Regions from separate parts of the Homo sapiens genome. Here region 1 is linked to region 2. The links are chromatin loops, found by intact Hi-C in ENCODE. Cell type or tissue: endothelial cell of umbilical vein. All regions are shown on one strand. Links, peaks and the distances in the headings refer to the core of each region. The heading gives the core; the rest is flanking DNA.

Evidence for each region. A loop is a pair of places that touch in the nucleus more often than their neighbours do. Peaks named below come from ENCODE experiments on the same cell type or tissue, not always from the same donor. Only the 100,000 strongest peaks of a DNase experiment are listed, where the experiment ranks them.
Region 1: a loop joins it to region 2, with 3 times the contacts of the local background. A loop is called at or near these places in 9 of 110 quality-filtered maps.

Annotation. Positions count from the first base shown.
Region 1 is chr6:13,437,289-13,453,807 of GRCh38, reverse strand. The region is part of intron 1 of GFOD1 (Gfo/Idh/MocA-like oxidoreductase domain containing 1); the gene reads left to right. Among named protein-coding and RNA genes, the nearest start is that of GFOD1-AS1, 41 kb to the left of the region's middle. In endothelial cell of umbilical vein, for the core only: no CTCF peak of the experiment used is centred there; a DNase peak (open chromatin) is centred at 8,587.
Region 2 is chr6:13,387,286-13,403,804 of GRCh38, reverse strand. The region is part of intron 1 of GFOD1 (Gfo/Idh/MocA-like oxidoreductase domain containing 1); the gene reads left to right. Among named protein-coding and RNA genes, the nearest start is that of TBC1D7-LOC100130357, 67 kb to the right of the region's middle. RefSeq lists a silencer at 3,006-3,055. In endothelial cell of umbilical vein, for the core only: no CTCF peak of the experiment used is centred there; a DNase peak (open chromatin) is centred at 8,284; H3K27ac peaks cover 1,908 bases.

The sequences.
Region 1 (16,519 bases), core at 6,661-11,660, 49 kb before region 2:
ACTAGCTGTGTGTCTTTAGGCAACTTGCCTGTCTTGTTTCCATATCAGTAAAATGAACAAATTTTAAAATATGGTTGACAGGTTATAATTTAATACACATAAAGTTCTTTAAAGAATACTTCGCATATTGTAGCTTTCACTAAATCTAAGTTGCTTCTGTCACTTCTGCTACTACCTCTATTTGACTTGCTTGTTTAAAGTTATGGGAATATAGTTTTATTGAGGATGCTTTAAAAAGGGTGAATTGAAAGGAATAAGGACATTGCCACCTGAATTTTTAGATTTATGTATCTTCAAATGACTCAATAATTGCTCACTCTAGGAAATCTGCAACTATGCATTGTGTTTTGAATACTGAAAAGAAATTATCTTTGAAACCGCATTTATTCATTTGATAAACATTTATTCAAGCCTCGCTGTACATGAAACACTTTGCTAGGTAGTGAGGTGCATACAAAAATGACTGTGATAATAGCTCTGGGTTTTAAAGAGCTTGCAGCCCAGTGAGAGACAGAGACATAAAGTGATGCAATAATAGAAGGTAACAGGCGTTCTTCAAAATGCTGCACCTGGATCGACCTGGAAGCAGGATGGAAATTTCAAAAGAACCCAAGGAGATAAACACAGTTCCTTATCTTCAATTCTGAATTTGAAAAACAAAACGAAATGAACCTTTGAAAATTGAATTCTTTCTTTGATAGGTTTGGTGCAAACTCAATTGCTTATAAAACCTGAGCTGAACTGATGTGAGGCAATAGTTTTATCTTCTTTCCCGGCATGTGAATGTTCACAAAGTTTGCTGAAAAACACCAGGGATGGTACGTAACATCCAGTAAATGCGTCACCAGATTCCCTTTCACATCTGGCCCAGAATCCCTGGAAAAGGGATGGTGGGACTGTCTAACTAGATATTTTACAGCCAAGGAACACTGAGCTTCAGAGGAGTCAGACGGTGTGCTCCAGTCCCAAAGCTTGGGAGCAGTGCGATCTTGTCTTTAGTCTCCTTTCATCTGGAACACTTCCACAAGCTTTATTTGTCATACAGAGTGAAGAAGCTAAGTCTGCCTGCTTGGCTCAGCCGATCCTAATGGTAAATGTTAGGCCTGCTTTGCTTACAAGTCACAGAAGCCTGCTTGAGGAGTAGACAAAAAGAGGGCAAGGTGGGCAAGGTATGATTAGGATATGGGGTGCTCTGGTTGGAAAGTTTGTATCCTTGCAAAATTTATATGTTGCTGTGAGGACACAGCGAGAAGGCGCCCCCTGTAAACAGGAAGGGAGCGAGCCCTCACCAGATGCCGAATCTGCGGGCACCTTGATCTTAGACTTCCCAACTCCAGAACTGTGAGCTACAACTGCCTGTTGTTCATAAACCACCCAGTTTATGGTGTTTTGTTATAACAGCCAGGATGGATGCCATTAGTCCATCCATTAGTCTGAAATACTTCAAGTGTGTGGTTCCTAAGAACTGGCATGTTTTCTTACATAACCACAGGAGAATGATCAACTTTAGTATTTTTAATATCGATGCAATGCTTTTATCCAATTCACCGTCCATATGCCAGTGTCTCCAGTTGACCCACTACAGCATCCTCCCCCTCTCAATATGATCCAGTCTCGGGTCAGGCATTGCATTTGATTGGATCTCATGGAGCCCCAGACAGAGCCGTGGCTTAGCCTCAGGAAGGATCAGAATCAGGGACACAGGGAACCCAGGAGTTTTCTTCCTTTGCCTCCCACCTGAGCATCTCTCTTTGACCATTCACTTTTTCTGCTTCCCAGTCCACGTGATAGAAAACAGCTACTACCCGCCAAACCTAACTTTTTATCTCCTGAATTTAAGACAGTGCTGAGCTGAACTGGAGCCTTTTAAATCCAATCCAAATCCCCATGTGTCTGCTTCCCGTTTGCATGAGGATGGAAAATTGTGGTGGTGAGTGGGGCCCTAGTCAAAGAAAACATGACATGGAACACACACATGAATGCAGTGGAAACCCTCACTCCCGTGGTGCATTTGACACAGGATCATTCGTTTGCCGACCTTAACCTGGTGTCCAGCGTGTCTTTGGGGTGAGCATTCCCAACCCTGGTCCTTGCCACCTTCTGCAATTGCTGACTTGCCCGCCTGCTCCCCTGAGATGATGGTGCATCCTGTTTGCCTGGGGCCAAGGCAAGCTGCTTGGCCTTTGGCCGCCCCTCTCCCCCAAGCTACTGGTTTCAAATTGATGGACCCTAGAGCCCCCATGCCACCACCTGCTTGACAGCTACTCGGAGGGCTTTGCTGATGAAGTCTCAAGACACCTCAAGGTGACCCTGTGTTGATCAGAGTGGACTGGCCCTGAGCCTGTGTTCTCTACAAGCTCTCGTACATCATGACTGAACTGCTGGCGATGGCTCCCTGACCTCACCAGGCCTGGTTGCACAGCCAGGCCACTCCCTAGGCTCGGGCCTCCGTGTTGCTGGTCTGTTTCCCTCCTCTCAGGCCTGTGGGTCATGGATGAGGGCCGTGGATGAAGGCCTCGTCAATGTCAAAGCCCTTCCCATGTTTGGGGCCAGTAGAGTCTGGCGGAAGAGAAAGGTTTTCAAGGCCAGACTTAGTCTGGGCAAGTCACTAAACCTCGCCACATCTGTATTCCAAGGGGAATGAACCAGATGTTCTTTCAGGGCCCTGTGGCTCTAAGAAATTCTGTGATGTCACTAAAAACTCCGGCAGGAGTTGCCCGAAGTGTACAAAGAATGAGCACCATTGCATCACATGGGGCCAGCCCAGAGGTGAGGGCTACTCTAAGGTCAAGGTGTGGTAGGAAACCTTAACAAGGACAACCAATCACAAAGCAGCTGAGGCCTGGGATTTACATACCTCACCGGAGTCTTGATTTATTCATCGTGCAGGCCCTAGGCTGCTGTCCTTATAAGGGCCTGCCTGCAAAGTTGACCCTTGGCTGGTGTCTGGCAACTTAACTGATAAACAGTTTCCTTCGCCAATATACAATTTTTCCTAAATCATAAGATGGGCTTGCTGTGCCGAAGCTGCTTGTGCAAACAGTATGATTTATACTGAACACTGCTTTCTATTTGGGAGTCTGGAATTTTGGGACATGGTAGGCAGAGGCTGCCTACATCAGCAGCCCCACGATAAGGTCCCTGGGTGATGAGTTTCTACCGAACTTCCCTGGTTGACAACACTTCACATCTGTAGCCACTGCTATTTGCTGGGGGAGTTAAGCACGTCCAGTGTGATCCACTGGAAGAGGACTCTTGGGAGCTTGGGCCTGGTGTGCTCCGGTCTTCATCCCATGCACCTTCTCTTTGCTGGTTGTGCTTCATCCTCTTTCACTGTCATAACTCTTAGCCATAGGAACAGCTGTATGCTGAGTCCTGCTACCAGATCACCTCTTACCAAACCTGGGGGTGATCTTGGAGACCCCAAACACACTCATGGATTTTCAAAGTGACTAAGCGCAAGTGAAGATAAGTCCAGTGTAATTCCCTGGTGTTAATTCATGCTACAGAGGATTGGGCCCCTCTGCCTGTGCTAAAAGGAGCTTTAGCTTAGTTAACATCTGCAACTGTGGCGTCATGATTACTTACGTCCCCCTCAGCCCCACCTAGAATCCAAATGTTGTGCTGTCCATTGAGAGGCCAGATCATTTGTGGTCTAGGGGTAAAAAATCACAGAAATCTTGGCCTGGTTTGACATTCTGGAATATGGAGGAAATTCTCAGGAACAGAATTTGGCTGGTGTGCCTTCTCACCTGGGCAGCTCTGGCAGCGTTCTTCGGAAAGAGCAGCAGCAGCATTCCTTAATTGAATGGTGGTGACAGTTCTCCAGAACCAAGTCAGGAAAGCCAGTTAGTCTTATAGAAGTTGGGAAAATTTACTGCTGGAGGAAATATTATTTGAGAGGAAGTACAAAGTCTTAACCTTAGTGTATTAGTATGTTTTCATGCTGTTGATAAAGACATATCCGAGACTAGGTAATTTATAAAGAAAAAGAGGTTTAATGGACTCACAGTTCCATGTGGCTGGGGAGGCCTCACAGTCATGGTGGACGGCAAAAGGCACATCTTACATGGTGGCAGGCAAAAGAGAATGAGAGCCAAGCAAAAGGAGAAACCTCTTATAAAACTATCAGATCTTGTGAGGCTTATTCACTACCATGAGAACAATATGGGGGAAACCGCCCCGATGATTCAGTTATCTCCCACTGGGTCCTTCCCACAACACATGGGAATTATGGGAACTGCAATTCAAGATGAGATTTGGGTGAGGACTCAGCCAAACCCTATCACTTAGCATACTTAGAGTTTCTATGAGCTTTGAATAGAAACCACATAACTTTTTCTGAATGCTTTAGGTACCCATAGAGTTCTGTTCTGTGAAGGCAGAGTTTTCGCACCCTTCATGGCAAGAACTGTGGGTCTGTAACTAAGGAGAGGAGAGTATGCACTGTCATGCTTGGCTGTCGCATCATTTATGGACCATGAGAATGCAACAAAGGCTGTTCTTTGTTTTTCTTTGAGATAGGGTCTCCCTCTGTCACCTAAGCTGGACTACACTGGCACAGTCATAGCTCACTGCAGCCCCAACCTCCTGGGCTCAAGCAATCCTCCTACCTCAGCCTCCCAAGTAGCTGGGACTGTAGGCATGTGCCACCATGCCTGGCTAATTTAAAAATGTTTTTTTTGTAGAGACGGTGTCTCACTAGGTTGCCCAGGCTGGTCTCAAACCCCTGGTTTCAAGTGATCCTCCCAACTCAGCCTCCCAAAGTGCTGGGATTACAGGCACCAAATCAGTTTTTGTTTTTTTGAGTAGCCCTTTCTTCTTCTTGCAGTTGCCCTGGATTGCCCAGGTGGCTCTCCAAGGGCAGAAGGAGTCATTCCACCTCTCTGTATTCCAGCGTTAAAATTAGCCCCTGTTTTAGAGACTTTTGGTTCTGTCTCCAGAGCTAGGGCTAGAAGTCAGCAGCTTTAAGAACAGAGCATCTCAGGAGGTACAGCCAGATCTCTGTCCACCAGGTTTCTAGAAGCATGACCCTCAGAGGCTGTTTTGGAAAAGTTTATAAATTCCTTGGTGGTTTAGTGGTGCGAGACACTGACTTTAGCTGTATGCCCAGGAGCTGCTGCAAACAACATGCAGGCAGTAGGCAGATATTGTGCCTCCCTTGACACTTATGAGGAAGACTGAGTGTTGCAATGGCATTTGGAAACTTCCATTTTCTATTCAAATTTGTTCACCAGATCCTTATCAGGTGGAAGACTAATAAGAGCACAAATAGTGAAGGGGACCTGAGGCTTACCCTTTCCTTGAGGCTAAAGCAAGAAAAGGAAACCATTGGCCAGCCACTTTTGTCAAGCACTTCCTTTGTGCAGAGAACATGCTGTGCTCTGTGCCTTATAGGGGTGGAGGATAAACAATTGGGAGGAGGGGCTCCCTTCCAGAACATCCCATGGGCTGCATGAGAGGGCAACACTGAAGCCCTCACCATCACTTGCAAGAAATGACTGATGGGCACTTACAAAACAACAGGTAAATGAACGAGTACATTAGCGTTCCATGTATAAGATGATTGTCCCCAGAGTCAGGTGTGGCCAATTAGAGAAGTTGCTAAGAATGAGGTTTTTGAAGGAACTGCTGAAGCCAGACCTTTATAACAAGCATGGTCTTGTTCCCTGCTGCGTCAGCTTGCTCCACTCCTTTCTTCCCTGCCTCTGTTCAGGGCACCACGAGTGCCCCCTCCATCCCTCCACCCAGGCACACACCAGAGACTTGGAAGCCATGCTAGATGTCCACCTCCCTCCTCCCTCCAAATCCACCCCAAATTCTACCACCTCCATTCTCTCCACTGTGGCCAGTAATGCCCAATGCTTCCAGTGACTCCATTTCACCCTCAGGATAGAGTTCCAGCCCTCCTCAGCCCTCTGTGCCTCTTTCATCCTCACCTCCTACCCTCAAATGTTTGAGGCTTTATAACTCTGTTCTCTTTACTTTTTTGATTGATGCCTTTTCCCTAATGACTTTGCTTTGACTGGAAAACTCTTTTTTTTTTTTTTTTTTTTTTTTTTTTTTTGAGAAGGAGTCTCGCTCTGTCACCCAGGCTGGAGTGCAATTGCACGATCTCAGCTCTCTGCAACCTCTACCTCCCGGGTGCAAGTGATTCTCCTGCCTCAGCCTCCCAAGTAGCTGGTATTACAGGTGCCCACTACCATGCCTGGCTAGCTTTTTTTGTATTTTTAGTAGAGATGGGGTTTCACCATGTTGACCAGGCTGGTCTCAAACTCCCTAACCTCAAGTGATCTGCCTACCTCAGCCTCCCAAAGTGTTGGAATTACAGGCGTGAGCCACTGCACCCAGCCTCAGAATATCTTAAGTTCATATTTTAATATCTTAAAGGTAAAATGAGTTCACTAGGATGGGCCCTGATACACCATGTCGGATGTTCTTATAAAAAGGGGGGAATTTGGACATAGACACACAGAGAGAGCACCAGCACCTGACTTGCAGGCTGATGCATCTACCAGCCAAGGAATGCCAACGATTGCCAGCAAACTACCAAGAGATAGGAGAGAGGCCTGGAGCAGATTTTCCTTTACAACCTTAAGAAGCATCCAGCCCTGCCCACACCTTCATCTCAGATTTCAGCCTCTAGATCTAAGACAATAACTCTGTTTATTGAGCCACTTGCTTTGTGGTCCTTTCTTACAGCAGTCCTAGGACACTAATAAGCCTTCTGACACCGATCTTCTGTGATCTTTTGGGATGGTGGTGAAATCAGCGGATTGTTTATTTTAACATCTAGGAGATCAGATAGGTTCCAAAAGCATCCCTTACAGATGAGCCCATTTTTGCCAATACTTATTGTTACTTAGAGCTGGATGGACTCAGAATTGGGGAAACCATCTCTGTTTTGGACACCTAGAAGATGGGCAGAGAAATGACTGGTGGGGATGAAGGATGTTGTTGCTGCCAGTTGGTGAAAGGAGAAAAGGCTCAAATATGTGCTTCTGATCTCTAACATCCCTTTCCACCATCAGCAGGACAGATGAGTGGGATCACATCGGCCCTTACCCTTTTTCTTGGGATCCCTGCTTCCATGCAAGGCTCCCCTTGCTGTAGCTGGTGGCCACTTGCATACATGTGCTTGGGGCAGTGGATGTGGCCTACACGTGTGATTCGCTGCCAGTGTCAGGGGTGTGTTTGCTGACGCTGCTTGATAAGCCACTTTAGGATTAGCAGGTGGCCAGAGTGGGCCTGGTGTATCCCTTGGCTGTTGCTCAGACTCTCCCGGCTTCACCATGTCCTGTGTCTGAATCCCAGGCTCTTTCCAGGCTTTTCAGGATGTGGATCCTCCCCACACTGTAACAACCTCCAACCTAGAGATCACAGCCACCAGTCGATATAATTAATGACCCCAGTGGTCCCCCGGGTTCTAACACATACAGTTCTCTGTCTTGATGCTTTCCCCCTCATTCTCCTGGGGCAGCCTGGGCATGCTGGTTCTTAGGATTCAGTTTTGGGAATTGCAAGTGTACAGGCCTGTGTTTGGAGGTTTTAAAGGTGATTTGAAACAAATTCCATTTAATGATGTGGCTATTTCAAAAGCCTGTCCCTGTCACATTAGAATCCCCAGAGCTGCAGCTTTGTTAACTTTCAGTTTGTTATTGGGCTAGGAATGGGCTGTGATTATTAGCAAAGTGGACAGAACAATTGGTTCAGACTCCAGCATGGTGGTTTTGAGATCCCGTCTCCCTCTGCTAGTCTATTTTTGACCCTGCCAGCATCATTTTTTTCCTTTTGAGGTTGAATAAACAGACATTCTCTAACCTTCCTCCTGCCACCCAGCACTCTCCTTCTGATCAAGGTTGACACATTTAGCCCACTCTGTGGTGTGATGCTCTATGAAAAGATCAGACCTACATTGTGGCGTCCACCTGAGAGGTGTAGGACAGCTGAGGTTGGACGTCTGGACTGTGCAACCCAGCAGGACAAGCCTGTGTCACACATGGCCAGAAGCTATTGATCTCTTGAAGATTAGTCCTGAGTTTTACTTGGTTTGTGTGTCTTCTAAGTGGCAGCATTAAGCTTTCTTGTTTTAGAGCAAACCTCTTGATTCTGCAGAAATAAGGGAAAAAATGTTGCCTTTCTTTTGAAAGCAAGCCTGTTAAGAAGAACAGAGATGCCAGACCCAGCTGTCTTTTCCTCCTGGTTCTTTGGCTGTAAGAATCTTCTTCCCACTTCAGAACCATACTTGGAGGGGAAAGAAGCCAGGCATTGCCAAATGACGAGATCTGTTTGTCCTTGGCTCTGGATAATGTGAAACAAGAGCTTGTTTCCCTAAATAGTTTTAATTCTATGGCTATTCTGATAGGGAAACGGTGGGATTGGATCTTGGTCTCTTCAGATTGAGGGCCCAGTACAAGTACAGAACATTATTACTGTGATCGATAGGAGATTATAGCCATGGGCAGTCTCTGGAACTCATTTATATGCATATTATTTCCTTAGTAATCAAATATGAATCTGAGAAGTGGTGCTCAACGAGCATCAGGAAATCTGGCTCCTGATGAAGACAGGAGTTGGTGAACATCTGCAAGCTTGGAAGGCTGCCAGCCGATACCTTCACCGGAATGCTAACTCCTCCCTCCTCCCTGTTCAGCCTCGGCGCCTGTGGCTGGCTGCTGAGCCCTCTTCCTTTGCCGTGTTTAGTCCCTGCCAGTGTATGCAGAAGTTGGTGTGTTACTGATCATTAATGTGGTGTTATTGCCAGACTGGTATTTGTATTCTCAATCAATTTCCTTTAGAAGGGGATTCATTTAATACTTAGAGGGGGTTGATTTTTATGGTGGAGCTGGGGAGATGAAAAGATACATATTTAATTTTTATGTTTTTAATTAACATATAAAAATGGTATATATCGATCATATACAATGTGTTGTTTTGCAATATGTATAGGCTTACTTTGGAGAATTGTGGGTGCGGTTCCAGGCCACTGCAATAAAGCAAGTCAGACACATTTTTATATTTCTCAGTGCATATAAAAGTTATGTTTACACTACACTGTAATCTGTTAAGTGTGCAGTAGTATTATGTCTAAAGAACAATGTACATACTTTCATTAAATTTTTTTTATTTTTAAGTTTCCAGTTACTTAGACATAAAACGTTCTATATTAAATATTAAATAATTGAAATTCAATCCCAATAAAAATATTGAACATAAATATAAAGCACGTGAACATATATTTTCATTAGGATAAAGAATTTTCCAGATTTTTTTTAAACTCTAGAGAAAGGTTCTTTTTTTTTTAACAGGAGCATGTGTATATTTGTTAGCTAGGTAAACTCATGTCACAAGGGTTTGTCATACAGATTATTTTGTCACCCAGATACTAAGCTTAGTACCCAATAGTTTTTTTTTTTTTTGCTTCTCTCCCTCCTCCCACCCTCCACCCGTAAGGAGACCCGCGTGTCTGTTGTTATCTTCTTTGTGTCCATGAATTCTCATCATTTAGCTTTCACTTGTAAGTGAGAACATGTGGTATTTGGTTTTCTGTTCTTGTGTTAGTTTGCTAAGGATAATAGCCTCCAGCTCCATCCATGTTCCCGCAAAATACATGATCTCATTCTTTTTTATAGCTGCATAGTATTCCATGGTGTTTATGTACCCCATTTTCTTTACCCAGTCTGCCATTGTTGAGCATTTAGATCGATTCCATGTCTTTGCTGTTGTGAACAGTGCTGCAGTGAACATTTGTGTGCATGTGTCTTTATGGTGGAATGATTTAGATTCCTCTGGGTATACCCGTAGTGGGATTGCTGGGTCCCAAATATTTTAATTTGCTACAAAATGCGAATGATCATCTGAGCCTTGAGCAAGTTGTAATCCTTTTGCCGGTAGAGGGTCCTGCCTTGATGTTGATGGCTGCTGACTGGTTAGGGTGCTGGTTGCTGAAGGTTGGGGTAGCTGTGATGATTTTTTTTTTTTTTTTTTTTTTAAGACTGAGTCTTGCTCTTGTCGCCCAGGCTGGAGTGCAATGGTGCAATTTCTGCTCACTGCAACCTCTGCCTCCTGGGTCCAAGCAATTCTCCTTCTTCAGCCTCCCGAGTAGCTGGGATTACAGGTGCCCACCACCATGCCCAGCTAATTTTTGTATTTTTAGTTGAGACGGGGTTTCACCATGTTGGCCAGGCTGGTCTCGAACTCCTGACCTCAAGCGATCCACCCACCTCAGCCTCCCAAAGTGCTGGAATTACAGGCATGAGCCATCGTGCCTGGCTGGCAATTTCTTAAAATAAGACAATGATGAAGTTTGCTGCATTGATTGATTGATTTCCTTTCAAGGAAGATTTCTCAATATCATGTGATACTGTTTGATAGCATTTTACCCACAGTAGAACTTCTTTCAAAATTGGAGTCACTCCTTTCAAATCCTGCTGCGCCTTTATCAACTAAGTTTATGTAATATTCTAAATCCTTTCTTATCATTACAACAGTGTTCAGAGCATCTTCAACAGGAGTAGGTTCTATCTCAAGAAACCACTTTCTTTGCTCATCCATAAGAAGCAGCTTCTCATCCATTCAAGCTTTATCATGAGATTGCAGCAATTCAGTCACATCTTCAGGCTCCACTTCTAATTCTAGTTCTCTTGCTATTTCCATCACATCTGCAGTGACTTCCCCCACTGAAGTCTTGGATCCCTCAAAGTCATTCATGGGGATTTGAATCAATTTCTTCTGAACTCCTGTCAATGTTGATATTTTGACCTCTTCCCTTGAATCACTAATGTTCTTAATGGCTTCTAGAATAGGGAATTCTTTCCAGAAGGTTTTCAGTGTACTTTGCACAGATCCTTCAGAGGAATCACTATCTATGGCAGGTATCATTTTACAAAGTATATTTCTTAAATAATAAGATTTGAAAGTCAAAATTGCTCTTTGATCCATGGGCTACAGGCATGAAAACAACACTCATCTCCTGGGACATCTCCATGAAAGCTCTTGGGTGACCAGGTGGATTGTCAATAAGCAGTAATGGTTCGAGAGGAATCGTTTTTTCTGAGTAGTAGCTCTCAACAGTTGGCTTAAAATATTGTGCTGTCATCCAAGCTTCGTTGTTCCATGTATAGAGCACAGGCAGAGTAGATTTAGCATAATTATTAAGGACTCTAAGACTTTTGGAATGGTAAATGAATTTTGGCTTCAACTTAAAGTCACCAGCTGCATTGGCCCCTAACAAGAAAGTCAGCCTGTCCTTTGAAGCTTTGAAGCCAGGCATTGACTTCTCTCTAGCTATGAAAGTCCTAGATGACATCTTTTTCCAAGAGATGGCTGTTTCATCTACATTGAAAATCTGTTGCTTAGATCACTATGTTTCATAATACCAGTAATGAAAAAGTCTGAAATATTGTGAGAATTACCAAAATGTGATAGAGAGACATAAAGAGATCGCATGCTATTGGAAAGATGGTGCTGATAGACTTGTTTGACGCAGGGTCGCATAAACCTTCAATTTGTTTAAAAAAATGCAATAGCTGAAAAGTGCAATAAAGCAAAGCACAATAAAGTGAGGTGTGCCTGTATATACTGTGGAATGGCTAAGTCAAGCTAATTAACATAAGCAGTACCTCACATACAATGTTCAGCATCCTTTCATTATAACGATTAGAAAAAAAATTGATTCCCGGCCTTGGCCACTGTCTGTATGGAGTTTGCATGCTCTCTCCGTGTCTGCCTGGGTTTTCCCCAGGTGCTCTAGTTTCCTCCTACATCCCAAAGCTGTGTTATTAGGAGAATTGGCGTGTCTACACAGTCCCCATCTGAGTGAGTGTGGGGGTGTGTGTGTGGGTGTGTCTGGCCATGGGATGATATCCTGTCCAGGGCTGGTTCTCTCCTTGTATCCTGAGCAGCCAGGACAGGCTGCAGCCACACATGCTCCTAAACTGGAATAATTGGGTAAATGATTATCTTACTTGTTTTTGTTAATCTTTCTTAAATATGTATCTATCTATCTATCACATTTACTTCAGTATTTAATATTATAAGTGTTTTGGGTGTTTATTTAGAAGTTTGGTGATATTTTTGTGACCAGAAATATGCCATAGGAACTTAACTCTTGTTTATATCAATTAGTCTATGTCAAATTGGTTTCACATTGGTATGTTGTTATACCAATACAATATACTCAATATACTTTAAGTGCAAAGTTGCAATTTCCAAGAACGTATTGATGAAGGGAGAACTTACTATTCGTAACATTTATTTTTGCAGTGAGACTAGTTCAAAATCTACTATCTTACCAATTTTCAGGAAAAGATACATTTTTTAACACAACGTATGAAATCGGACAGAACCCTAAATTCAGTTATTTTCTCCTTTTTGTTGGGTGTTTATCTATGTGATGCGTAAGTTACGTGTGCCACATTTCGTTTGAAAGAGATTTATCACTTGCAATGATCTCAGATTTGTCATTTTATAGGGAGTTTTTCACCCCAAACCCCACTCATTTAGAAAGAAGAAAAGTCAGAGCCCATAGGTGTGTGCTGGCAGCGTGGATGTGGGAGGATGAAGAAGGGCAGATGTCCAGGGTGGACCCTCATGCACCTTCAGAGCTGGAGGGAGGTCTCAGAATCCAGAAATAAACTTGGGCCCAGTGTGGGCACCGCACTACCCTAGCTTCTGTGGGAAGGGCTGGGGAAGGAGATCTTACTGTTAAATGCTTATTGTACCAAATTATATCAACCTTAGTAGATGTGGACTGTGAGATGACTTCTTCACGATGATCTGATGGACTTTTAGGTTAGCAGATGAAGTAATCTGTGTAATAGGCCAAACCCTATTCTTTTTATTCCCATCCATCTGAATACACAGCTGATTGCAGCAGTTCCTTCTGTCTGTGGGGAGGAACAGTAGGAGAAGAGCAGTGGAGAATGTATCCAGAGCAGGACAGACACACACCAGGGAAATTTTGGCAAAGCTGGGGCTTTAAAAATAACAAAATAAGCACTATTTTAAAGTATTTAAAGAGCTCTGCATTTCTTGAAGTGAACTAGGGATGTTAGGGTAATTACCCAACTACTGTTTACATTGAAAGCTGTTCTCTGATTTAATAGGAAACATATCTGGTTTTGATTTCTGAAAACATCTGGTAGCAAAATTGCTGCCAGGAGACCCAGCCAGTCCTGAAATGGGAGGAAGTCCGAACTCTTGGTTTTCTAGCGATGAGGAGTGCTGCCCAAAGCTAGGGCTCTGAGAGCAGTCATCGTAGATGGACTGATTACAGTCCAGGAGGTGTACATGGTTCACAAATAAAGAATTCATGTTGGCCACACACGGTGGCTCATGCCTGTAATCCCAGCACTTTGGGAGGCTGAGGCTGGTGGATCACCTGAGGTCAGGAGTTCGAGACCAGCCTGGCCAACATGGTGAAACCCTGTCTCTACTAAAAATATACAAAAATTAGCTGAGCGTGGTGGTGGGTGCCTATAATCCCAGCTGCTTGGGAGGCTGAGGCAGAAGAATTGCTTGAACCTGGCGGCAGAGGTTGCAGCCAACTGAGATCGCGCCATTGCATTCCAGCCTGGGTAACAAAAGCAAAACTCCATCTCAAAAAAACAAAAAAAAAAGAACTAATGTTAACCCTTAAATGGAAAGACCTGGCACTCCGTGGAAGAACTGAACAGCCTGGAATGCTAGGATTGATCAAGCTTGGATATCCTATAACAATTATCATTGATTGCCAACATCCAGTATTCTTAATTTCAGCTTTAGGGCAGTATAGGGCAAGCAGTCAAGGTCTCAGGTTCTGGGATTAGAGAGGCCTGGGTTCAAATCCTGTCTCCTCTACTGACTTGCTTTTGTGCAGTGGTTCTTAGTCTTTGCTGCACATTAGAATTGCCCGTGAAATTCTTAAAACTCTGGATGCCCAGGCTGTATCCTAGAGCAAGGGTGTAACAGTCTCTAGGGGTGAATCATAGACATTGGTGTCTTTGAAAGTATTCTCCCTTCTTCTCACCCTGGGTAAACATGTTGAGAGCCACTGTTTAAGACTTGAAAAGTTTCATAGCTCAATAGTGGAGTTTCATCATCTAGAAATTGGGGATAGTATTATCTAACATACATGTTTCCCATGAAGATTAAAAGAGATAATACATGCATGGTGATTAGTCCACTGCCAGGACATAGTAAATGCTCAGTAAATGACAACCAACATCCCCAGCTCAGCTTCTTGAACTCCTGGCCTCAAGAAATCCTCCTGACTAAGCCTTCTGAGTAGCTGGGTTACAAGATGAGCTACTGTGCCCGGTGAGCTCAGTTTCTCTACCTGCAAAGAAAACTTCTGAAGTGCAAATGTGGTGGTTCCCACATATGCTAGAAGGGAGGCAAGGGAATGCAATTCTTGCATTTGTTTGACAGAGACAGTCAGATACTCTAAGCCTATGGTGTTGTTGCAGAGAAGCATTGAGGGAAATGGCTGAGCATCAGAGCCTCTTCTGACAACTGTGCCACTTTCTTAGACCTACAGGTACACCCAAATCCACTTGAAATTACAGAAACACATTATCTTCTTTCAATTTTCAGTTGTTTGTTCCTAGATTCTCCTTCTTATTGTGATAAGTTTTTAAAATGTGACTTTATTGTAGTGTTAGACAAGGGGCAGTCTTGAGAAAATTAAATGTGAGGAAGGTTTGGGGAATGTACCCCTAACCTTCTATCTAGTACATCTAGACCAGTTAATCCCTGAGTACCCTGATTGCAGAGATGGATGTTTCTAGACATGAAATAATGCAAATTGGCTTTCATTTCTATGATTCTGTTCTCATTCACTGGTATAAAATCATGTCTACTTATAGGATATCAATTTCTGTCAATGTTTCATAAGTATTAATTATAAAATCCATTGTGTCTGGATTAACAATTCTGCTCTCAGAACATTACCAGCTAACACCTTCACCTAAGTACCAGCTCCAGTACAGATTCACTTATTCAGGGGTTTTTACTGGCATTTATTAGTGCTAGGATGTTCACCACTGGGCTGGGGTATGGACTTCAGACCTCAGAAGGTTTGGGTTGAATCCTAGATCAGTACTTCGTCACTGAACCTTGGTTTCTTTATCTATAAAATGTTAACAGTGGGTGTTCATTTTACAGGGTGATGGGTGATGACGATTAGAGATGATATAAATAATATATATGTTGGGTCCATTATAAGTGCTCAGCAGTGTAGATGAATATATATTAATATTAATATATTACTAATTGAGAGACTAGTCATTCAGTTTTTCAAATTTAATTGTTTTCATGCATTTTTGAGAAGGTATAATTTTACATTCAGAGATGGTACTGAATTTTCTGTGAGGCTTGGGAACTACTCTTGAGTGGTTACAGGCTATAGTAAAAGTCTGTGTGTGATTACAATTAGCTTTCTTTGTAAAGAGGGTAATTGCATCCTCAGTTCCTCAACATTTTTGTTGCCTTCTTGCCTTCCATGTTGAAATGAACTTCCCTTTCTCTTCATTCTTATGTAAACACAATGCACACAGCTTTTGTATTCTAAGTTTTAACAGAAGATCACAACTGTGCACTGGGGGTATTCAGGGCTGGGTTCATCAATACTAAATCTTCAAAATCTCACTTTGGAATGGAAGAGGAGGCTCAAATTAGTGTATGCCCTTCGATCCTCCCCAAGTTCTTTGTGTGTAGCCTACTAAACCCTTCATCACATAACATCGCCATTTGGCATTTATATGCCTCATCCACTAAATTAAATAAATGAAATAACATGTTAAAAAGTGTGCACTGAATGCTAACCACATAGTTTGTATTTTTCTTTGTCTTTCTTTCCATATTTTATTTTATTTTTCTTCCTTCCTCCTTTACCCATTTTCTCCCTCAGCATTTTATTTCTCTGTAACCCCAGGGCCCAGCACAGCATAGCTGAAATAGATGTTTGCTGAACAAAGAATGAGTAAAGTATCTTTACTCTTGCAAACTCAAGTGCACCAGTAATGATTTCTGTCTGGTATATGGCAGTGTGCTGACCAGACATAGCAGTGACTGCCAAAGGTCATGATCAGTATTTTGGCCCATGGTGTATGCATTGCTGTATATCTATACACATCCATCTGTTACATGATTGCTAGAGGGTGGGTTTGTCTTTTTGAATGGGCTGATTATAAGAGGTTTGAACTAAAAAGGCACCAGTACTTTAAAAACAATGATAGCTGTTCTGCCCAACATAGTAGCCGCTAGTCACAAGCAATTATTTACATTTAAATTAATTAAAAGAAGATAAGATGAAAAATTCAGTTCCTCAGTTGCACTAACCACATTTCAAGTCCTCAGTGGTCACATGTGGTTAGTGGCTTCCATATTGAACAGCACAGATAAAGAGCAATTCTAGCCTTGCAGAAAGTTCTATTGGCTGCATGTGAGGGAGTGTGGAGGGATTTCAGGTGACTTTTAGAGTTAAGAGGGTCCTACTCAAGCCTGTCTCCTACATTTGCTGTGGTTAGAGAAAGGATGA
Region 2 (16,519 bases), core at 5,779-10,778:
TTTATATAAATGAAACCATAAAATAAGTGGTCTCTTCTGAGACTTCTTTCACATGTCATAATATTTTCAAGGTTCATCCATGTTGCAGCATATATCAGCACTTCATTCCTTTTATGGCTGAATATATTTCATCATATGGCTATACAGTCTTGTAACAAATAACAATGTTTCAGTTAATGATGGACCACATATATAATGGTGGTCTCATAGTATTATAATTTTTACTGTACATTTTTACAGATACACAAGTACTTACCCCTGTGTTACAATTGCCTACAGTATTTAGTGCAATAACATGCTATACAGCTTTGTAGCCTAGGAGCAATAGGTTGTACCATATAGCCTAGGTGTATGGTAAGCACATAAAAACCTATCATCAGGCTGGGCACGGTGGCTCACGCCTGTAATCCTAGCACTTTGGGAGGCCGAGGCAGGCGGATCACCTGAGGTCAGGAGTTTGAGACCAGCCTGGCCAACATGGCAAAACCCCGTCTCTACTAAAAATACAAAAATTAGCCGGGCATGGTGGTGCATGCCTGTAATCCCAGCTACTCAGGAGGCTGAGGCGGGAGAATCACTTGAACCCAGGAGGTAGAGGTTGCAGTGAGCTGAGTTCGCACCACTGTACTCCAGCCTGGGCGACAGAGCGAGACTCCGTCTCAAAAAAACAAAAAATACCAAAAAAAAAAAAAAAACCACACACACACACACACAACAAAACAAAAAAACCCTACCATTTAGGTTTGTGTAAGTACACTGTATAATGTTTGCACAGCAAAATCGCCTAATGATGCATTTCTCAGAACATATTCCCATGAGAAAATGATGCATGACTGTACCACCTTTTGTTTATTCATTCATCGGTTGATGGACATTTGGATTGTTTCCACCTTTTGGCTATGGTGAACAGTGCTACTATGAATATTTATGTACAAGTATTTGTTTGAGTACCTTTCTTCATTTCTTTTGGCTATATACCTAGGATTGGAATTGCTGGGTCATATGGTCACTCTATGATTAACTTTTTGAGGAGTTGCCAGGATGCTTTTCAAAGTGGCTACACCATTGTACATTCTTACGAGCAATGTTTGAGGGTTCCAATTATTCTACAACCATGCCAACACTTGTTATTTTCTGTCTTTTTTATTATAGTCATCCTAATGGGCATAAAGTAGCATCTTATTGTGGTTTAGATTTGCATTTCCCTAAAGACTGATGATGTTGAGCATCTTTTCATGTGTTTATTGGCCATTTATATGCCCTCTTTGGAGAAATGTCCATTTAGATCCTTTCTCATTTTTTATTTGAGTTGTCTTCTTCTTACTGAATTGTTAAGTTATTTACATGTTATAGATACCCTTTTTCTTCTCACATCTGTGACTGGCAAATATATTCTACCATTCAGTCGGTGGTTTTATATCTTGATGATGTCCTTTAAAGTACAGTTTTTTGTTTCGATGAAGTTCAAGTTATATATGTTATATATAGTCACTTGTCTTTTGGTATTATATCTAGAGAAGGCTTTGCCTAAACCCGAGATGTCAAAGTTTTACTCCTGTGTTTCCTTTGGAGAGTTTTATAGTTTTAGCTTTTACATTTAGGCTTTGATCCATATTGAGTAAATTTTTGCATGTGACATGAGATAGGCCTCCAACTTCATTTTTGTGCATGTGGATAGCCAGTTGTTCTAGCACCACTTGTTAAAAAGACGATTCTTTTCCCATTGAATTTTTTGGCACTTTTGTTGAAACTCTGTTGATCGTAAGATAAAATTTATTTCTGAACTCTTAATTAATTCTTCTCATTGATCTATTTGTTCATCCTTATGCCAGTAGTACACCATCATGATTACTGTAGCTTTGAGGTAAGTTTTGAAATCATGAAGTGCTAAAGTAGTTTTCCTACTACTTTTAAAGAGGATATTCTTTCAAGATAACATTTGCTATTCTGGGATCCTAGCATTTTCATGTGAATTGTAGGACCAGCTTGTGAATTTCTACATAGAAAGCAACTGGAATTTTGATAGCAATTGTTTTGACTCTGTAGATCAATTTGGATAATATTACTGTCTTATCAATATTAGGTTTTCTGATCCATGGACGCAGGATGTCATTCCAGTGATTAAGATCTTCTTTGATTTTTTTCAAATAGATTTTTTAATTTTCATAGTACATATTTTGTACTTCTTAAATGTATTTCTAAGTATTCTGTTTGATACTGTTGTAAATGGACTTGTTTTCTTAATTCATATTCAGATTGTTCATTTTTCTGCAACATTTTAAATTAAATAGTGCCCCATTATCCATAAATACTTGTATGACATTCCATTTGTAAATACCATAGCTAGCATCTCTAACTAATAAGGACTGGTTCCTTCCCTTTCCCTTTTTCCCTTTCCCTTCCCTTCCACTACTGGACCCATGACAATGAACAAGGATTCCCTGCTCTCATCTGCTACACGGCTCAGATTCAGATATCCTGGATTATCTATAAAATGTCGTCTCATGGTTGGCCTTTTGGAATAGGGATCCAAACAGGCCCACGCCTTATGCCTGGCAATTAGACCTTTCAAGTCTCCTCCGTTTTCTAAGAGTCCCTCTTTTTTCCTTTTTGTGCTTTAAGGGTTTAAATTCATATTATTCCAGTGCAATAAGTCTGTCACCTCACACAGGCTAACATCTATAGTCAGACATCCTCCTTAAATGGGTCTCGGCTCTCTCGCACCTCACTTTATAGAAAGGAATTTGAAACATAGACTTATGGTCTTCACAAGTATGTGATGCTGTTGTTGGCTCTCCAGGCACCTGTTGAGGGGAAGTAATCCTTGCTGAGGATATTGACAGAACATCATTGTTTCCTGTCCCCACCCCCTGTACTTGAGAGTCAATGACTAATAGTGATAAAGAATGGTGGAGAGGACTCTCGTGCCTCTTTCTTTAATAGGTGAAGAACCAGTCTCCCTTGTCCCACAGAACAGTTTGTCATTCAGGGCCTCCTGTGTTCCCTCACCATCTTTACTCTCTAGTCACCAGATATGGTGTTGTCTCTGGTCTCCCAAGACTCTTCCCTCTTGCTTTGAAATGTTCATCTGCATGTAAGACATGAGTCTGACTAGGGTCCAAGCAGAGCTTAAAAGTGGAAAAAGATTCTCCCACTTTTATGTATTTTTCCATCAGCAGCACTTCATTCTGACGAAATGTGTGCTCTTTTGATCACTATCTGCTTCGAATTACTCCTAAATTAAATTGTTCAAAAAGGATAAACTCGAAACGGAGGTTCTACCTGGTCTTGTATCAGCATTTTCCTGATCCCTGCTAAGAAAGTGAGCCTCATAACAGGAGGAATGGGACATCTGAAATATGTTTTTATGGAGTATGGCCAGGCACTAACCCATCAGCACAGAGGTGCCTAGGAGCTGGAGTGGGATCTTGGTGGCTTCCGCAGTGGTAACCACCAACTCTTCAAGTTGCTGAGCTTTGGAGAGATGGGGAGGATTCCTGGATAATAGAGAGATATTCAGGCATTTCAGGGCAGTGGCTATTTACTAACTGATAAATAGATATTTTAACATTTATCCCACCCCCAATGTGACTGCCATTGTGTGCTGGCTGAATCCCTGCCCGGTCCTGCATGTCTTAGTGTATTGGCCTGCACTATGTCTATTTTAGAGCTTTTGCCATCCAGGAAGTCTTTATTTTCTCTTCAATATATCAGGAGGCCAGAGGCCTCTTAAAAAAAAAAAATCAGAATCCCCACAGTTGTATAGATTAAAACAGCTTCTCAGTAACTGTGTGACCACGTGGAGGATCTTAGGAGAAAGAAATGATGTATTGGCTTCCCCAAAAGGGAGCACCCCTCAGAGACATCAGATCACCCTTCTCCTTCTCCCTGCTACTTTTGTTGAGGTAATTTACATGCAATAAAATGTACCTATTTTAAATGTATAGCTTTGTGAGTTTTGGTAAATGTATATACCTGTGCAATGCCACTGCAATTTCAAGATATGGAAATTTCCAATCATTCCGGATAGTTGCCTTAGTTGACTTTTTGGTGCATTCTCTACCCTCCCAGCCTCAGCCCCTGTCCCAGCCCCAGTAACCACTGCTGTGCTTTCTGCCCTGATAGCTCACTTTGCCTGTTTTACAATTGCAGATAAATAGAATGTCTGCATCCTTTTGCCTCTGGCTTCTTTTCACTCCGCATACCGGTTTTGAGATTTCTTCATATTGTTGCATGTCTCAGTAGTTCATTTATCTTTACTGCTGAGTAGTATTCTATTTTATGAAGGTATCACAATTTATTTATCTATTCAGCTGCTGTTGGATGTTGAGTCATTGCCAGTTTTTGGCAATTATAAATACAACTGCAACAAACATTCACATTTGGTTCTTTTGTGTAGATATATGTTTTCATTTCTCTTTGGTAAATTTCTAGGAGTGGAATTGCTGGGCTTTAGAGTAAGCCTTTGTTTTACTTTATTAAAAATCTGTCTTGCTGGGTGCCGTGGCTTGCACCTGTAATTCCAGAACTTTGGGAGGCCGAGGCGGGCCAATCACTTGAGTCCAGGAGTTCGAGACCAGTCTGGGAAACATGGAAAAACTGTCCCTACATGCCACCCCTCCCTCCCCCACCACCAAAATTAATCCAGGCTTGGTGGTATGCTCCTGGAAGCTGAGGTGAGAGAATCACCTGAGTCCGCGAGGTTAAGGCTGAAGTGAGCTTTGATTGCGCCACTGCACTCCAGCCTGGGTAACATAGTGAGACCCTGTCTCAGAACAAAACAAAACAACAAAATCTGTTTTCCAAAGTAGTAAAGTGCTTGTCTAGCTCCTGCCTTTTAAATGCCCAGTGTTACTGTAACTGGCTCATGATTTGTGCTAGAAAAAATAACAACGAGTCAAATCAACTGGTGTCTGTGGCGTCCTTGTCAATAGAGAGCTTTCAAAAGCAGCTGAGCCCCTGGATGTCCCTCCCTACCTCCTGTTCTGGGATGCTGCCCCGTGGTGGCCATTGACTGGTCTGAGCCCTGACCTGAGGGAAAGTGGAGTCGCCATTTATTGAGAAGCCCGGGAGGCTGAGCAGGCGGCAGTGAGGTGCTGATGGCTCAACAGAGCCTCTTTCTGCCTGCAGGCAGCTGGGATCCTAAATTACCTCCTTTCTGAGTCCAGGAAAGCCCATTAATCAAAACTAAACACCCGATGTGAGCTCCTTGGACGCTGCATTTGTGCACTGGGGTGCACATTCTGGGTTAAATATACAAAATAGGTGTTTAAGGACAGAGGAGCAACTTTTTTTGAAACAATTTTTTATTCAGGTAAATTTACATACTGTGAAATAAGCAGATAGTAAGTGTATACTTTAATGAGCTTTGCTAAATGCGTACACTCAAATCACCACCAATCAAGATTTGGAACATTTCAAAAGGATAAACTCGAAACGGAGGTTCTACCTGGTCTTGTATCAGCATTTTCCTGATCCCTGCTAAGGAAGTGAGCCTCGTAACAGATCCAAGTTAGGTGTCTGTGAATGCTGTTAACAGTAATAACTGACTAATGTGCAAGGTATGTACATACCTGATCTCATTTAATCCTCAGAACAGCCCTATGAGGTAATAGTTCTCATTTCCATTTTGAAGATGAGGAAGCCGAGGCTCAGAGCAGTAACTGACATTGTACATAACATAATATACGGTATAGTACAGTAACTGACATGAAACAGCTCGTGCTGGCAGCCCCTGGAGTCAAACCCAGCGGCAGAGGCTCCAGGTTTGCACTTTCCCCTATACACAGCTTCTCAGACTTCCTTCTGCAATAGCAGTTAAGGACAGGGCAAAGAAGATGCATACTTTGGAAGATAGAGGGAGTATCTGGGGATGTGGCCCATAGTCGGAAAAGTCTTCTTTTAAAAATTAATGCAAAATTTGTTTTCAGTTCCAAATGTGACAGTGTTTATTTTCATATAAAATATGTTTCATTTGCAAAGGTTTGCCCCTGCCCCCATTCAAATTGTTAGTAATAGAATGTGCCGGGATAATGCCACGTGGGCTGTGTGTTATTCCGGGTATGCCCACTGCAAGACATCACCATCTTCTGCTCATTCCTAAGACTGAATTGGTACTTGGCCAAATATTTGTCCTGTTCCCCACCCTGCTCTCCTGTTTTGCATTGGCTTCTAAAGTGGAAGCAGGTGGAGGCAAATATCTGCCCTCCCAGGTGGTATCAGTGCCTTCTGTTCTCCCCAGTGGGCCGGCCCCTGGGTTTTATGATACAAGGCTGGGCCTCCACCCTTCCAGGTTATGGCAGAGGCTGCCCCAGAGATGCCAGAGGGCCTGGAGGTGAAAGAGGAAGTGAAAAGTGAAGATGCAGATCACTTTCTCACGGCAGGCCCGAGTCCTCAGATGGAGAGACAAGGGGCCTGAGCTGGACACCACTTTTCATTTCGAGGGTGGCTTCACATTTGGATCTTTTGTGTAGATATTTGTTTTCATTTCTCTTTGGTAAATTTCTAGGAGTGGAATTGCCGGGCTTTAGAGTAAGGCTTTGTTTTACTTTATTAAGAATCTGTCTTGCTGGGCGCCATGGCTTGCACCTGTAATCCCAGCACTTTGGGAGGCCGAGGCGGGCCAATCACTTGAGTCCAGGAGTTCGAGACCACTGTGGGCACCCACAATGGGTCTGCTCCTGCTCCCTAAGCAAAGGTTCTGGGTGCTCTTGTCCCTTCTCTGAGCACTGTTTCCAACATCTGGCCTCTCTGTGGCTCTGAAGGTGTCGGTCACTGCACACCTGTGATCACCACCACTCAGGAAGCCCTACCTTCCTCCTGGGAGGTAAATATCCCTTCCTCTGACTTGAAACATCCCCAGGTATATGAGTTTCCCTTGCTGTTGTAATAAATTGTCACAAATTTAGTGGCTTAAAACAATACAGATTATTCTCTTCACAGTTGTAGAGGTAGAAAGTCTAAATTCAGTGTGCTGGCAGGGCCGTGTTCCTGCTGGAAGCTTCTGGAAAGAATCCATACCCTTGCCTTTTCCAGCTTCTAGAAGCTGCCTGTATACCTTGGCTCATGACCCCTTTCTCAAGTCCCTCCAACCTCTTGCTTCCAGGACACAGCTCCTATGACCCATTCTGATCTCCTGCTTCCTTCTTGTAAGAGTGGTGCTTACCTCCCACCCACCTGGCTAATCCAGGATAATCCTCCCAGTTCATGATCCTTAACTTCATCCCACCTACAAAGTCTCTTTTGCCATTCTATAAGAAAACATTCACAGGCTCTGGGGATCGGGATGTCGACATTCAGTCTGCCACACAGGAGGACTCAGAATCCTTGGCACCAACTCCTAGGAAAAGGCCACCTGCCCTGTAGGTGATGATGCTATGGGCACAGCTCTCTGTAACTCAGTGTGGCGCTTACTTTGAGAGGTGCACTGGAAAGCACATGGCCCCTCAGAGCCAAGTTCAAATCCTGACCCAATTGTTAGCTCTGTTAACCTGGCACAGATTAAATATGCTATTTCAGAGCCTCCATTTTCTGATCCATAAGAGGGAGGTAGAGATCTGCAGGGAAGATTGAAGATAAAGCATCTAGTACTGTCGCTGGCAAACAGTAGGTGCTCAACAAATGATGGCTATAATTCTTTGGAGGATTTCTAGTGAGCTACGTAGAAGCAGAAGTGACACTGTTCCTCAGCTTAGTTCACATGGGTGATTACATGGTTACTAAAAACAAACAAATGAAACATGTAAATGCGTTCCCCAGGCCTCCAAATTCTAAAACCCGGAGCTACAAGTTTGGAAAGGGCAGATGATAGTGACATACAATGATGACATTCCTGCATCCCCTTCCGCCTGCCCTCTGCTCATCCCAGGCTCAGATCCCCCACGGAGTAAACAAAGCACAGCTAGACTAGAATTGCCTCAGTGCCCTGGACTGGGGCTACCACGGCCTGAGTGGGACCCTCAGGGTCAGGTCCTCAGCTTCTGTGCTCATGGCTGGGAACTAACTGGTGCACGGTGGAGTGGCCGTAGCGTTGATGCCAAGGAAGTTTCTTCAGTGGGAACAAAGACCAGGGAACTCATAAAGCCTCTGGGCTCTTTATCTCAAGTGGAAAAGGGCTAACATTTCTGACTGAGTACTGGCAGCCAGTTGCTTTACATAAGTTATCTTTATTTGATCCATCAGGATATTGCTGTCTACATTTTACTGATGAGGAAGCTGGAGCCCCGAGAGCTTAACTCCCTTATCTGAGCTCACACAGCTAGGAAGGGGCTGGCATCTGTCCAACCTCTAAGCCAACCAGCCCATGACACAGCAGTATCTGAATTTCTGGCTAATTCATGAATCTCTATTGTATTGCAAGAAAGGAAAAACAAGATCCCCTTATCAGAGGCAAGGGAATGATATATGAGTTTTATCGGGTGGTTTATAGGCTCTTTATCATGGATCCAGTGCCTCTTGGGAGATGGCCATGCCAAGGCCATGGCTGTCATGCTGATGGATGTGCCATTCCTTGTTTAATCCAGCCTGTCCCTCCCTCCTGAAACCTTAGCCCCCATTTCCCATCTAAGGGACATTGTGAGGGCAATTTTTTCATTTTTAAATACAAATTTTAATTTTATCTATGTATTTTTGAACTGGCAATGTAGTCACCTTGTTCAAAATTAAAAGAAGCCTGGGCAACATAGCAAAGCCACTGTCTCTACGAGAAAAAAGAAAGAAACCTAGCCAGGCACAGTGGCTCACACCTGTAATCCCAATACTTTGAGAGGCTAAAGTCGGGGGATTCCTTGAGGCCAAGAGTTCAAGACCAGCCAGGGAAACACAGTGAGACCCTATCTCTACAAAATTTTTTAAAAATTAGCCAGGTATGAAAGGCCGGGCATGGTGGCTCACGCCTGTAATCCCAGCACTTTGGGAGGCCCAGGCTGGTGGATCAGTTGAGGTCAGGAGTTCAAGACCAGCCTGGCCAATATGGTGAAACGCCATCTCTACTAAAAATACAAAAATTAGCCGGGCATGGTGGCACGTGCCTGTAATCCCAGCTACTTGGGAAGCTGAGACAGGAGAATCACTTGAACCCAGGAGGTGGAGGTTGCAGTGAGCTGAGATCATGCCACTGCACTCCACCCTGAGCAACAGAGCGAGACTGTCTCAAAAAAAAAAATTAGCCAAGTATGGTAGCATGCACCTGTAGTCCCAGTTACTTGGGAGGCTGAGGCAGAAGGATTGCTTGGGCCCAGGAGTTTGAGGCTGCAGTGAGCTATGATCACCTCACTGCACTCCAGCCTGGGCAAAAGAGCAAGACCTCGTCTCAAAAAAAAAAAAAAAAAAAAAAAAAATTCAAAGGGTACAAAAGCAGATATGCTGAAAAGCTCCTTCCATCCTTCCCCCCGCCAGACACCCGTTCTCCTGCCCAGAGACGACCAAAGTTATCAGTGTTCCTTCCGAGAGATATTCTACATAAATTCAAGCAAATATATATTTATTCTTTTTTCTGTACAGATGATAGTATACCATGCACATTCTTCTGCATCTTGCCTGTTTTTGTCTAACTTGTCATATAATACATGAAGAACTTTCTCATTTTTTCATCTGAAGTACAAATTTTATATAAAATTATGAAAAAGATAATGTGTGACTAACAACAAGGTACATCTTTTTAAATGAGTCTATTTATCAGTTAGCTAGCTTGCACAATAACTGTACATTATTTAAGACATTGGCCAAGGAGCCAGGCACAGTGGCTCACGCCTGTAATCCCAGCACTTTGGGAGGCCGAGGTGGGTGGATCACAAGGTCAGGAGATCGAGACCATCCTGACTAACATGGTGAAACCCGTCTCTACTAAAAATACAAAAAATTAGCCGGGCGTGGTGGTGGGCGCCTGTAGTCCCACCTCCTCGGGAGGCTGAGGCAGGAGAGTGGCCGAACCCGGGAGGCGGAGCTTGCAGTGAGCCGAGATCGCACCACTGTACTCCAGCCTGGGCGGCAGAGCGAAACTCCGTCTCAAAAAAAAAAAAAAAAAGAAAAGAAAAAAGAAATTGGCCAAGGAAAATAATGTACTATTTTGTAGAGTCCATATCAACTGAATAGGTAACAACTCCCTCTCTGAAAAAACAGTTGTTTGTAATCAATGATTTTTTTAAAAATTAAAAACTCAAGCACTGGTTGGCACTATTGAAAAGAAATAGTTCAGCAAGTTTTGTTATCACCAGACTTGAGAAATGAGAGGAGGAGACTCTGTTTTCAGGAACCCCTGTTATGGTACCGTGATGGAGAGCTCTACAGGAGCTGCGCTGTTGCTGTGTCTGCAGGGTCTCTCTGGACTGGCCGGTGGTCCTTTCTACAAGGATGGCAAGCAGGGGAAGGGGCATGACTATAAAGGCTTCTGTCCCATCTTCTTACTTCTTTCCTTTTTTTTTTTTTTTTTTTTTTTTGGTGGTTGTTTTTGAGATGGGGTCTCGCTCTGTTCCTCAAGCTAGAGTGCAGTGGCATGATCTCCACCCACTGCAACCTCTGCCTCTCGGGTTCAAGTGATTCTCCTCCCTCAGCCTCCTGAGTAGCTGGGATTACAGGCATGCACTAGCACGCCCAGCTAATTTTTGTATTTTTAGTAGAAACGGAGTTTCAGCATGTTGCCCAGGCTGGTCTTGAAATCCTGACCTCAAGTGATCCACCCACCTTGACCTCCCAAAGTGCTGGGATTACAGACATGAGCCACCACACCCAGCCCTTTTTCTTCTTTCGATAAGGTCTCACTCTGTTGCCCAGGGTGGAATGCAATGGCACAGTCATAGCTCACTGCAACCTTGAAGTCCTGGGCTCAAGCAATCCTCCTGCCTCAGCCCCCCAAGTGGCTGGGGTTACAGGCACATGTCACCATGCCTGGCTAATTTTTAATTTTTTTTTTTTTGTAGGGACAGCATCTTGCTATGTTGCCCAGGCTGGCTTCAAACTCCTGGCCTCAAGCGATCCTCCCGCCTTGGCCTCTCAAAATGCTGGGATTATAGGTGTGAGTCATTGCACCTAGCCCTTCTTATTTCTCTTCTTCTCTGGAAATCTTCCTGACTTCTTTGTTTCTACCTACCTGGCTCATCTGCTTACCCCCTCTCTCACAATATGAAATGACAAGAGTCAGTTATCTGAGAGGATCTGCAGCAGCAGCTACAGGCCAGCTCCTGCAGGCTCTCTCTCCATCAGGGTACAGCAACAGGGTCTGCTGAAGACAGGCTCCTCCTCTCTCATTTCTCCAGTGTAGTGATACAAAAACTTGCTGAAATATTTGAAATACCAAAACTCTTTTCAATACTGCCAACCAGTGCTTGAGTTTTTAAATTAAAAAAAAAAGTAATTAAGAACAACTTTTTATTTTTTGGTGGAGGAGTCGTTACCTATTCAAAACACACTGACCAGAGGAAACAGATTTTCTTTTTTCTCTTTTCTTTTTTTTTTTTTTTTTTTTGAGATAGGGTCTGGCTTTGTCACCCAGACTGGCATGCAGTGCAACCTCTGCCTCCCGTGCTCAAGTGATCCTCCCGTCTCAGCCTCCCAAGTAGCTGGGACCACAGGTGCACACCATCACACCTGGCTAATTTTCATATTTTTTTAGTAGAGGTGGCATCTTGTTGTGTCGCCCAGGCTGGTCTCGAACTGCTGGGCCAAGGGATCTGTCCACCTCAGCCTCCTGAGCTGGGATTACAGGCATGAGCCACTGCACCCAGCCTAGGAAGCAGCTCTTAGTGTGGCAACAGGGAGTGGGCTGTCTCCTCGTGTCTACCAGAGTAGTCCCTGGTCTACAAATTTCAGAACCTTGAGTAGTTCCCTGCTATGCCATGGGCAGGCCTGTTCACCAACTGTCTACTACAAGTAACTGTTTATCAACTGTTTTAAAGAATAACCCACAACAGCCATTGGTAACAACAACAAAATGACCATCGGTAGAATTGATTGAACATGGACTGTGTCCCAGACCCTGTGCTAAGCTCTCAAGATGGTTCTCACCACTCCAATGAAGTCGATACCCTTATATCCCCATTTAACAGATGAGGAAATTGAGGATTAGGGAGATTAAGTTACTTGTCCAGATACGTGGTAGAGCTTTGAGGTCAGACTCAGCCCTTGGTCTGGCTCGCCTGCTGGCATCCTTTCCCAATATTCTCTACTGAAGCTTTCTTTTCTCTTTTTGAAAAGAAAAAATGGAGTTGTTACCTATTCAATTGATATGGACTCTACGAAATAGTACATTATTTTCCTTGGCCAATTTCTTTTCTCTTTCTTTTTTTTTTTTTTTTTTTGTTTGTTTGTTTTTGAGATGGAGTCTCGCTCTGTCGCCCAGGCTAGAGTGCAGTGGCACAATCTCAGCTCACTGCAACCTTCACCTCCCAGGTTCAAGCGATTCTCCTGCCTCAGCCTCCCGAGTAGCTGGGATTACAGGCGCCCACCACTGCGCCCAGCTAATTTTTATATTTTTAATAGAGACGGGGTTTTGCCATGTTGGCCAGGCTGGTTTCAAATGGCCAATTTCTTAAATAATGTATAGCTGTTTTGGTAGCTAGCTAGCACCGTCAGATAATTCCAGCCACGGTTACTGGAATTGAAGTCCATTTCTCACCTTCTACCTTCACTCAAACAAAAAAATCGAATGTTCACCATCCACTGTGAAATAACCAATCATATCCTTGAAAATCTTAATTAAGTGTCCTGTGAAACTTTCCTTCTCTGGGCTTCTTTCTTCCTTTCCCTGTTACGCTAACTTCAAGCAACAGAGGTTTATTGGAGATGGTCTTTGCGCTGGGCCAGTAGGGGACACCAAGAAATAGATATTCCTGGTTGTGCTCAAGGGTTTCAGCAGCTGGTTAAAAACCGCTGAGCTAGTGTTTATTCGGCACTTCCTGTGCCAGGCACTGTGCTAAGTAGCTTGCATGCATTGCCTCATGCAGCCCTCATAACAACCTTTTGAGGTAGATACTGTTATTATCCTTCCTTCCTTCCTTCCTTCCTTCCTTCCTTCCTTCCTTCCTTCCTTTCTCTCTCTCTCTCTCTCTTTCTCTCTCTCTTCCTGTCTTTCTTTCTTTTTTTTTTTTTCACAGGGTCTCACTGTCACCAGGCTGGAGTATAGTGGTGCTAGCATGGCTCACTACAGCCTCAGACTCCTAGGCTGAAGCAATCCTCCTGCCTCAGCCTCCCTAGTCACTGGGACTACAGGCATGCACCACCACATCTGGCTAATTTTTTAATTTTTTGGTAGAGATGAGGTTTCGCTGTGTTGCCCAGGTTGGTCTCAAACTCCTGGGTTCAAGGAATCCTCCTACCTCCACTTCCAGAGTTGCTAGGACTGCAGGTGCATGCCACAGCACCCGGCTATTTTTTGTATTTTTTTTAGAGACAGGGTCTCACTATGTTGCCCAGGCAGGTCTCGAACTCCTGGGTTTAAGTGATCCTCCTGCCTCGGCCTCCCAAAGTGCTGGGATTACAGGCCTGAGCCACCATGCCCAGCCCCTGTTTTATATAAACAACAACAACAACAACAAAATGGAAGCCCAGAAGGTTTGGAGGAACTACCTCACTGTAATAGAGTTTACAAGTAGTTGGGACCTCAATATTCCACAGGAAAATATGCCTAAGAATTCCAGATGTCATATGATTAAGGCTCGGAAAGTCATAACTGGCTCAGGCAGCAAGTATTAGAGAAGGAGAGATACACAAGGCTTGGGGTCCTCAGGGGGGATGTCCCAGAGGTGGTGGGACTTAAGTTGGACCTTGGAGAAGAGTGGCACAATGGGGACTGGAGAGGCAGGTAGCAAAGGAGGGAAGGTGGGAATGTGCACGGGGGGCTGAACTTGTTTGAACTTGATGACTGAGCAGAGGAAATGCAGGGGGTCCTTTTGGTGAGGTAAATCATGGTAAACATGGGAAAGTAAAAAATGCATATCATGGGCAATGGCAAAGATTAAGTTCTAAACAGAAGGGGTGTGTATGTGTCAGTATTTGGAAAATATTAATAATATGGTAGTTTGGAAAGGGGCGTTAGATTTTTTATTATCATTATACTTTAAGTTCTAGGGTACATGTACAGAACTTGCAGGTTTGTTACATAGGTATACATGTGCCATGTTGGTTTGCTGCACCCATCAACTTGTCATTTACATTAGGTATTTCTCCTAATGCTATCCCTTCCCCCACCCCGCACCCCCCAACAGGCCCCAGTGTGTGATGTTCCCTGCTCTGTGTCCATGTGTTCTCATTGTTCAACTCCCACCTATGAGTGAGATCATGTGGTGTTTGGTTTTCTGTCCTTGTGATAGTTTGCTGAGAATGATGGTTTCCAGCTTCATCCATGTCCCTGCAAAGGACATGAACTCATCCTTTTTTATGGCTGCATAGCATTCCATGGTGTATATGTGCCACAATTTCTTAATCCAGTCTATCATTGATGGACATTTGGGTTGGTTCCAAGACTCTGCTGTTGTGAATAGTACTGCAATAAACATATGTGTGCATGTGTCTTTAAAGTAGCTTGATTTATAATCCTTTGGGTATATACCTAGTAATGGGTTCACTGGGTCAAATGGTATGTCTAGCTCTAGATCCTTGATGAATTGCCACACTGTCTTCCACAATGGTTAAACTAATTTACACTCCCACCAACAGTGTAAAAGTTTCCTATTTCTCCACATCTTCTCCAGCATTTGTTGTTTCCTGACTTTTTAATGATCGCCATTCTAACTGGTGTGAGATGGTATCTCATTGTGGTTTTGATTTGCATTTCTCTGATGACCAGTGATGATGAGCATTTTTTCATGTGTCTGTTGGCTGCATTAATGTCTTCTTTTGAGAAGTGTCTGTTCATGTCCTTTGCCCACTTTTTGATGGGGTTGTTTGTTTTTTTCTTGTAAATTTGTTTAAGTTCTTTGTAGTTTCTGGCTATTAGCCCTTTGTCAGATGGGTAGATTTCAAAAATTTTTTCCCATTCTGTAGGTTGCCTGTTCATTCTGATGATAGTTTCTTTTGCTGTGCAGAAACTTTTCAGTTTAATTAGATCCCATTTGTCAATGTTGGCTTTTGTTGCCGTTGCTTTTGGTGTTTTAGTCATGAAGTCTTTGCCCATGTCTGTGTCCTGAATGGTATTGCCTAGGTTTTCTTCTAGTGTTTTTATGGTTTTAGGTCTTACATTTAAGTCTTTAATCCATCTTGAGTTAATTTTTGCATAAGGTGTAAGGAAGAGATCCAGTTTTAGCTTTCTACATATGGCTAGCCAGTTTTCCCAGCACCATTTATTAAATAGGGAATTCTTTCCCCATTGCTTGTTTTTGTCATATTTGTCAAAGATCAGATGGTCGTAGATGTGTGGTGTTATTTCTGAGGCCTCTGTTCTGTTCCATTGGTCTATATATCTGTTTTGGTACCAATACCATGCTGTTTTGGTTACTGTAGACTTGTAGTATATTTGAAGTCAGGTAGCATGATGCCTCCAGCTTTGTTCTTTTTGCTTAGGATTGTCTTGGCTATGCAGGCTCTTTTTTGGTTCCATATGAACTTTAAAGTAGTTTTTTCCAATCCTGTGAAGAAAGTCACTGGTAACTTGATGGAGATAGCATTGAATCTATAAATTACCTTGGGCAGTATGGCCATTTTCACAACATTGATTCTTCCTAACCATGAGCATGGAATGATCTTCCATTTGTTTGTATCCTCTTTTATTTCATTGAGCAGTGGTTTGTAGTTCTCCTTGAAGAGGTCCTTCACATCCCTTGTAAGTTGGATTCCTAGGTATTTTATTCTCTTCATAGTGATTGTGAATGGGAGTTCCCCCATGATTTAGCTCTCTGTCTGTTATTGTTGTATAGGAATGCTTGTGATTTTTGCACATTGATTTTGTATCCTGAGACTTTGCTGAAGTTGCCTATCAGCTTAAGGGGATTTGGGGCTGAGATGATGGGGTTTTCTAAATATACAATCATGTCATCTGCAAACAGAGACAATTTGACTTCCTCTTTTCCTAATAGAATATCCTTTATTTCTTTTTCTTGCCTGATGCCCTGGCCAGAACTTCCAACACTGTGTTGAATAGGAGTGGTGAGAGAGGGCATCCTTGTCTTGTGCCAGTTTTCAAAGGGAATGCTTCCAGTTGGTGCCCATTCAGTATGATATTGGCTGTAGGTTTGTCATAAATAGCTCTTATTATTTTGAGATACGTTCCATCAATACCCAGTTTATTGAGAGTTTTTAGCATGAAGGGCTGTTGGATTTTGTCGAAGGCCTTTTCTGCATCTATTGAGATAATCATGTGGTTTTTGTTGTTGGTTCTGTTTATGTGATGGATTACGTTTATTGATTTGCGTATGTTGAACCAGCCTTGCATCCGAGGGATGAAGCTGACTTGATCATGGTGGATAAGCTTTTTGATGTGCTGCTGGATTCGGTTTGCCAGTATTTTATTGAGGATTTTTGCATCGATGTTCATCAGGGATATTGGCCTAAAATTCTCTTTTTTTGTTGTGTCTCTGCCTGGCTTTGGTAT